Regions from separate parts of the Mus musculus genome. Here region 2 is linked to region 1. The links are chromatin contacts, found by Hi-C or POLR2A ChIA-PET in ENCODE. All regions are on one chromosome and are shown on one strand. The core of a region is the stretch at or near the end of the contact, and the rest is flanking DNA. Distances in the headings are between cores, read along the strand shown.

Evidence for each region. Hi-C counts contacts between places; a loop is a spot of excess contacts on that map. ChIA-PET counts read pairs that join two places held with the same protein, here RNA polymerase II (POLR2A).
Region 2: a map of left cerebral cortex shows a loop between it and region 1 (2.9-fold over the local background). The contact joins the enhancer-like site here to the promoter of Map3k1 in region 1. A Hi-C loop is called at or near these places in 3 of 37 maps with a recorded cell type or tissue (CH12.LX, T-helper 1 cell and left cerebral cortex). POLR2A ChIA-PET finds 5 or more read pairs at or near these places in 1 of 5 experiments (Patski).

The regions. Positions count from the first base shown.
Region 1 is chr13:111,807,427-111,810,353 of GRCm38, reverse strand. It overlaps Map3k1 (mitogen-activated protein kinase kinase kinase 1), which reads left to right and starts at 1,361. Exons shown (of 20, transcript NM_011945.3): 1 at 1,361-1,851. The coding sequence starts at 1,385. Gm15327 (a long non-coding RNA gene) reads right to left here and starts at 1,216. Exons shown (of 3, transcript XR_382912.2): 1 at 607-1,216.
Region 2 is chr13:111,978,172-111,981,098 of GRCm38, reverse strand. No RefSeq gene overlaps it. Among named protein-coding and RNA genes, the nearest start is that of Gm15322, 15 kb to the left of the region's middle. Within about 2 kb of position 1,487, at least 2 of the 3 ENCODE cell types and tissues checked have a DNase peak (open chromatin) inside an H3K27ac peak, as active enhancers do.

The sequences.
Region 1 (2,927 bases), core at 112-2,611:
AGCGTGCCAGATGTTATAGCAGTAAGTATAACACCGAGCTCAAGCTGAAGTCAGGATCCCTTTTTAAAAATCCCTTTTGCCTCACCTTGCTCTCTGGCTGACATTACACACCTAAGGAGGGCTTCATTTGATCTACTTTGGAGAGGTTAAATGAATTATTTTGAGCTAGTTCAGGCTTTTGTCTAAATGCTGGAGAGATCTTTCCTTTCTCTGTAAGATGAAAACCCTTCTTACCCCTCCCCCCACGCCTCATGTCTTAATGTTTCACAAAATAAATCTAGAAATCCTGGGTTCTGAGAGATTGTCTATTCTAGACAAAGTGGCTAGGGGAAAAAAAAGTGGCAGAGGCGGGTGAGATAGGGACGACAAGGCAGCTTTATCCCGTTGAAAAAGGGTCGAAGGGGGGAAATCCCATATACGTATACTGCTTTTCTATCTCCAGCACATTTTCTAGACTCTGGGGCAGGAGAAAGGCGAGGGACGCCGCACAGGGCAACCAGGGAGCGGCGGCGGGAGGGAGGTGGGGGACCCGGGAACCGGCCTGTCACCTGACTGCCAGGAAGAGGGACGTGCAGCTGGGAGCATCTGTTGGGGGTGGGGAGAGACCTGGTAGAAGATGGCATGATCCAGCGCTTCCTGGCATAGCGCTGGCTCCTTCCCCAGACGTGCTCTCCCGCTTTCGGTTGGAGCCTGCCTTTCCAAGACGGGGGAGTAACCTCTGGCAGAGTACCCGGGTTGGTCCCTCTGCGTAGCCGGGGGAGTGGGGGGGAGGGTGTCCCAAACCAGCAGCTTCAGAGGTGCACAAGGTAGCGCAAGAAATCTTAAGTAGTGTTATTTGTGACACGAGGGCGGGACAAGAGGTCTGCTTTCCTAAGAGAAGGCTTCGCGTCCGCCCGTCTGCGGCAGGCGACAGTCCCGGGGCGCCACCTGCGCTTCGGGCGCGGGCCGGGCCGGTGCGCGCGGGGGCCCCCCCAGCAACCGCTACTAAACGCGTGAAGTGACAGACCGTGAGTCCTCCGGCTTGCGTCCCCTTCCAGAACCAGGGACTCACGCTCGGATTACTGCTTGCTCAAGGGTGGGCGAGCTCCCGCCGAGCCGCTGCCCCGCCCGGTCTCGCACTACCTGGCGGCGGCCTGGTTGCAGCGCACAACGCCCGGCGCCCGGTTCCCCGCATTGCCCCTGCCCTCCCACCTGCGCCGCGCGCCCGCCCGCCGCTCCGCGCTCCCGGGCCCCGGCCGGGAGGCGCGGCCCCGCTCGCGCCCGCGCCCGCGCCCTCGGCAGCAGCGCGCGCCCGCCCACCCGCCCGCCGCTCCGCCCGCCCCCCGCGCTCTCCCCGCCCCCTCCCTCCCCCGCAGGCACGAGCGAATGTAGCCCGCGAGAGAAAATGGCGGCGGCGGCGGGCGATCGCGCCTCGTCGTCGGGATTCCCGGGCGCCGCGGCGGCGAGTCCCGAGGCGGGCGGCGGCGGCGGAGGAGGAGGAGCTCTCCAGGGAAGCGGCGCGCCCGCAGCGGGCGCGGCGGGGCTGCTGCGGGAGCCTGGCAGCGCGGGCCGCGAGCGCGCGGACTGGCGGCGGCGGCAGCTGCGCAAAGTGCGGAGTGTGGAGCTGGACCAGCTGCCGGAGCAGCCGCTCTTCCTCGCCGCCGCCTCGCCGCCCTGCCCATCTACTTCCCCGTCGCCGGAGCCCGCGGACGCGGCTGCAGGAGCGAGTCGCTTCCAGCCCGCGGCGGGACCGCCACCCCCGGGAGCGGCGAGTCGCTGCGGCTCCCACTCTGCCGAGCTGGCGGCCGCGCGGGACAGCGGCGCCCGGAGCCCCGCGGGGGCCGAGCCGCCCTCTGCAGCGGCCCCCTCCGGGTGAGCGGCGGGCCGGGGCCGGGCGGGCAATGAATGAAGCGAGCGGGGCGCGCTGCTCCCGGGGCTCCGCTCGTTGGGGGTGGGGGGGGAGCCCGCGTCCCCGAGCCCTGAAGGTCGGGCGGCGCCCGGGACGGCGTGGGGACGGGACGGGAACGTGCGGGAGAGTTTGTTATTGTTTGCGGACATGTGACAGGCGTGGAAGCCGCGAAGGTGCGGGGCTCCCCGGGCCGGGTCCTGAGAGCCCCCGCGGCGCGAAGTGAGTTTGGGGGGCTCGGAGCGCGAAGGTGACGGCGGTGGGTCTGCGCGCTGTGACAGCCTAGAGCCCCTCGGCCCCACGGGGACGCGCGCCCGCGGGCAGGTACCGGGCCGGGCTCCGGCGGCGCGCCCCGGGCGGCCGGGGGATTCCGGGGACTGCGGGGGGGGGGGGCGCCTGTCAAAGCGACGCAGGCGGACGCTGCGGGCTCGCGGGGCGGCCGGGTCTGCGGGGACTCCGTGGCTGCCCTCGCTGCGTGTCCTTGGGAATTCCTCCCGCACCTCGGGGGCTAGAGCGCCCGGTGCTGGGAGTTTGAATCCGGCTTTGAAGTTAGCTTTTGGCGGAATGCTGTGGGATCCAGGACCGGATGTGTCAGCCATTCAGCTTCAAAGCTGTGGGGACTGCGCCCCGCAGCCCCGCTGCGTGGCGGGGACAGGGACGGTGCGGGGCTGCCGCTTTGCTCGCAGGGGTCTTCCGGTGCACCAGAAGTAGGATGTGCGTAAGATAGTTTACACCAACGGCTCTTTGGCCTCGCCCTGTTTTGGCTACTGGAAAGTTTTCTGTTAGAGGAAATTCTTTTAAGTATATGATACTTAAAAAAAAAATCTGATGAAAATACACAAAAGCATAAAATCTTGATGGATGTGTGAAGTTGCTGGATATGTTTTCGTCATCGTCACCCTGTGGCCCCCCGTAGAATTTCTTGACGTTTACTGTGGGTGGAGAGTGTTTTATTGTGTGTCGAATCTGACAGTAGGAATCCTTGGTTTCGGTTAGTTATCTAAGTAATTTGACCCCCTTTTGTGCTCTGGATTGTTTAAAA
Region 2 (2,927 bases), core at 238-2,737, 170 kb before region 1:
AGGAACTCCTATTATCACCAACACCCCCTTATTTGTTTGCATTTCTCACTTACCAGAATATCCAGTCCTGGTGCGTGCAGGTCTCACTAGATCCGTGAGATGCAACTATGGCCGCCATCTTGTTTCTACCGGAATCTTTTTATGTGTCTTGCTTCCTCACTCTTCAGTCTTTAAGATGGAAGGGAGACTGATGAAATATAGAGTCAAATCCTTGATTCCTAACCGAGGCTCTCGCCAGCTTTGGGACCCAGGCCAGTGAGTCGATTAACCTTTGCAAGCTCCCATTTCCTCATCCAATGGGTGAACTAATGGATACATACCCTGCCTACCTCACAAGACTGAATAAATCCCCTTAATGAAGTGTGATATTTGAATGCAAACCCTACAACATACAAGAACACTATTACCTCTCTAAACATACCTCTCTGTCAGTGTTCACTACATGTTAGATGAATGGATTAATAATACAACCAGGCAAACCTTATGACCATTTATTTCCCCCTTTAAATCTGGAAGATTGTGACGTTCCTTTGTGGGAGTAAAAGAGAGGCCCATCCTCGTCAGAAACAGCCACTTCCTCTTCTCTTCCCTTTGGTTTCAGGACTGTAATATGAGCACACAGTCACTTTACTCTCCCAGTTTCCACTCTCTCTAATTACATGGTGTTATGAGCCAAAAGATAGACCACGAGATCTCAATGTTGCTACAACTTGCCAGTGACGTAAATTATCATTAACACACTGCATCCGAAACTAAGAGCGCTTCACCCAAAATGCTCCCGCGGGGAAACAGCCCACTGAAATGACAGAGCGAAGGCAGAGGCTGAGGTCACAGCTCCTGGAACACAACAACCTGTAGATGTTTGAAGAAAGCGAATTATTGCTACGGCCGGTCTTGATGGAGACTAAACTAACTGCACTTATCTGTAATGAGTTTTTACAAAATAATGCTACCAACGCAGTTCACACATGCTGGAAACCGGGCTAAGCTGGCTTTCAGACATAAGGCCATCAGTGCATTCAGAGAAACAATCGCTGCAATTATAACTAATTAACTGGCCTAAACAGTTGGGAGCCGGTTGGAGAGGTCTGAGCTGAAATGTAAATGAGGAGGGAGGGGCCTGCTGCAAAGAGATGGTGTGGCATATTTGTTTTGTTTTGACTTCTTTCCAGACATATTTCAGTTTGCATAAGTATTTGAAGGTCGGATCAGACAGGATTTACAGCACAATGGTATCAGGAATGTCTTTATGAAAACTCTGATATGGTCTAAATTAGGTTTCAAGAAGGGGCGGGGCAGCCGTGGGAGCTCAAGTCTATATCAGTGTCTACTCTGCACCCTAATGGGCACCTCGAACCACTTCATCCGTCACAGGCCAACAAGTGAGCCCTTTAGGGAGTGGATCTCAGCTATCGATTCCTGCAGCATCAGAGGCAGCCCCGAGGGAGCTCCCCAGCCCGCGGATTTCGGATTTCAGCAGTACTCTTGTGACCTTTGGTTGACCTTGGGCTCTGCGAGTGGAGGGTTAAAGTTGTCTTTTGGCATTGGAGCCTGGCTTTTTCCTTCTCCAAATGCTTTCAGAGAAATCCGAGGGAACCCCACCCCTCTGCAGTGGGCAAGCTGCTTCCTGTAGAAGTAGAGAGGATCCTGCTTGCTCCGGTGAAAAGGGCTCTTCAGCACAGAAATGCCTTCTCTTTCTCGAGAAGTCTGCTTTCCCCTCAGCCTCTAATTACCACAAAGGCCTCTTTTGGCGTCTTCTCCATGAAGGCAGATAAAACAAAGCAATGTGTAAAAATCCAAAATCTGAGTGCTTTTAAGGTGAGAATGAAGCCAAGCCTGGCAGGCACCTGACAGACTAAACCGGAAGAGCCCGCTCCTCCATAAACTCAGTTTCCCCTCGGAGGTGATGGCTGAAGGGCAGGTAAGTCAGATGGGCCTGAAACTGCAGCAGCTGGCTCTCTTTAATAATGCCCGTCTCAGTGCTCGGCATGGCTATTTTGCGGCGTGCTGTGGAGTGAACAGGAAAGCTTCCAAGAGAGGTTTAATTGTTTACATTCAATGAAAGGAAAAGTCGGACTAGAAGTGCTCAGATATAATCTCGCTCTGATTAAAATGGTTCTATTGTGTTATGACCCATAACCCTGTTAGAAAGGTGAATCCAGGACTTTGCCCAGCCATGGGCACCCCTTTTATACAAGGGAGCTATACATGCAGGCATGGACGGACAGACACGCCTGGTGGCTCGCAGCCATCCTGGCTGCAAGAAGGGTTTATTTTCCTTTAGGAGTCCACAGCTGATCAGTGTTCTGCTGCCTGGGCTGTTTCATAACTTTCCGTGTAATTAAGCAGTTGGCATGACCTTCCATAGCAAGATAATAACAGGAGTTAGCCAAGGCAGGGCTTGTGCACAAGAACCCTTTGGGCTGCTCAAGCATTCAAATAGATGCAAAGCCAGCTTCCTAATCCAAAACCCAGTGGCACCTGGCTCCCTAGCATGTGAGCACACATACACACGATCATGCACACACACACGGCAAGCAATCATGGCACTATTTCCCATAACTCAGTAACCGCAGGGTCCAATTCAAAGATGGAGGGAAAGTACCCTGTGCACCATGTCTTACGGCTGAGCCTGGAGGTGTGCGTCAAGGTCACTCATTTTGAAACGGCAAATCTCTACAGATCGCCAGAAACAAGCTGGTTTTGAAAGAAATACGTCTGACTTTAAAAGAAAGCACATTAGCCACTGAGCACCAAATGGGTTTTAGTAAATGTATTTAAAAAAAAAAAAAAAGTCGGGCCTTCTTGGAAGGTGAAATCTGAATTGTGTTTCCTGCACAGCACAGAAAGCAAGCAGTGGGTGGGAGAGAGGGTAGCCTACAAAGATGGCCGCTGCCACCCATGCTGTTCCTTTCTGGGCTGCATAT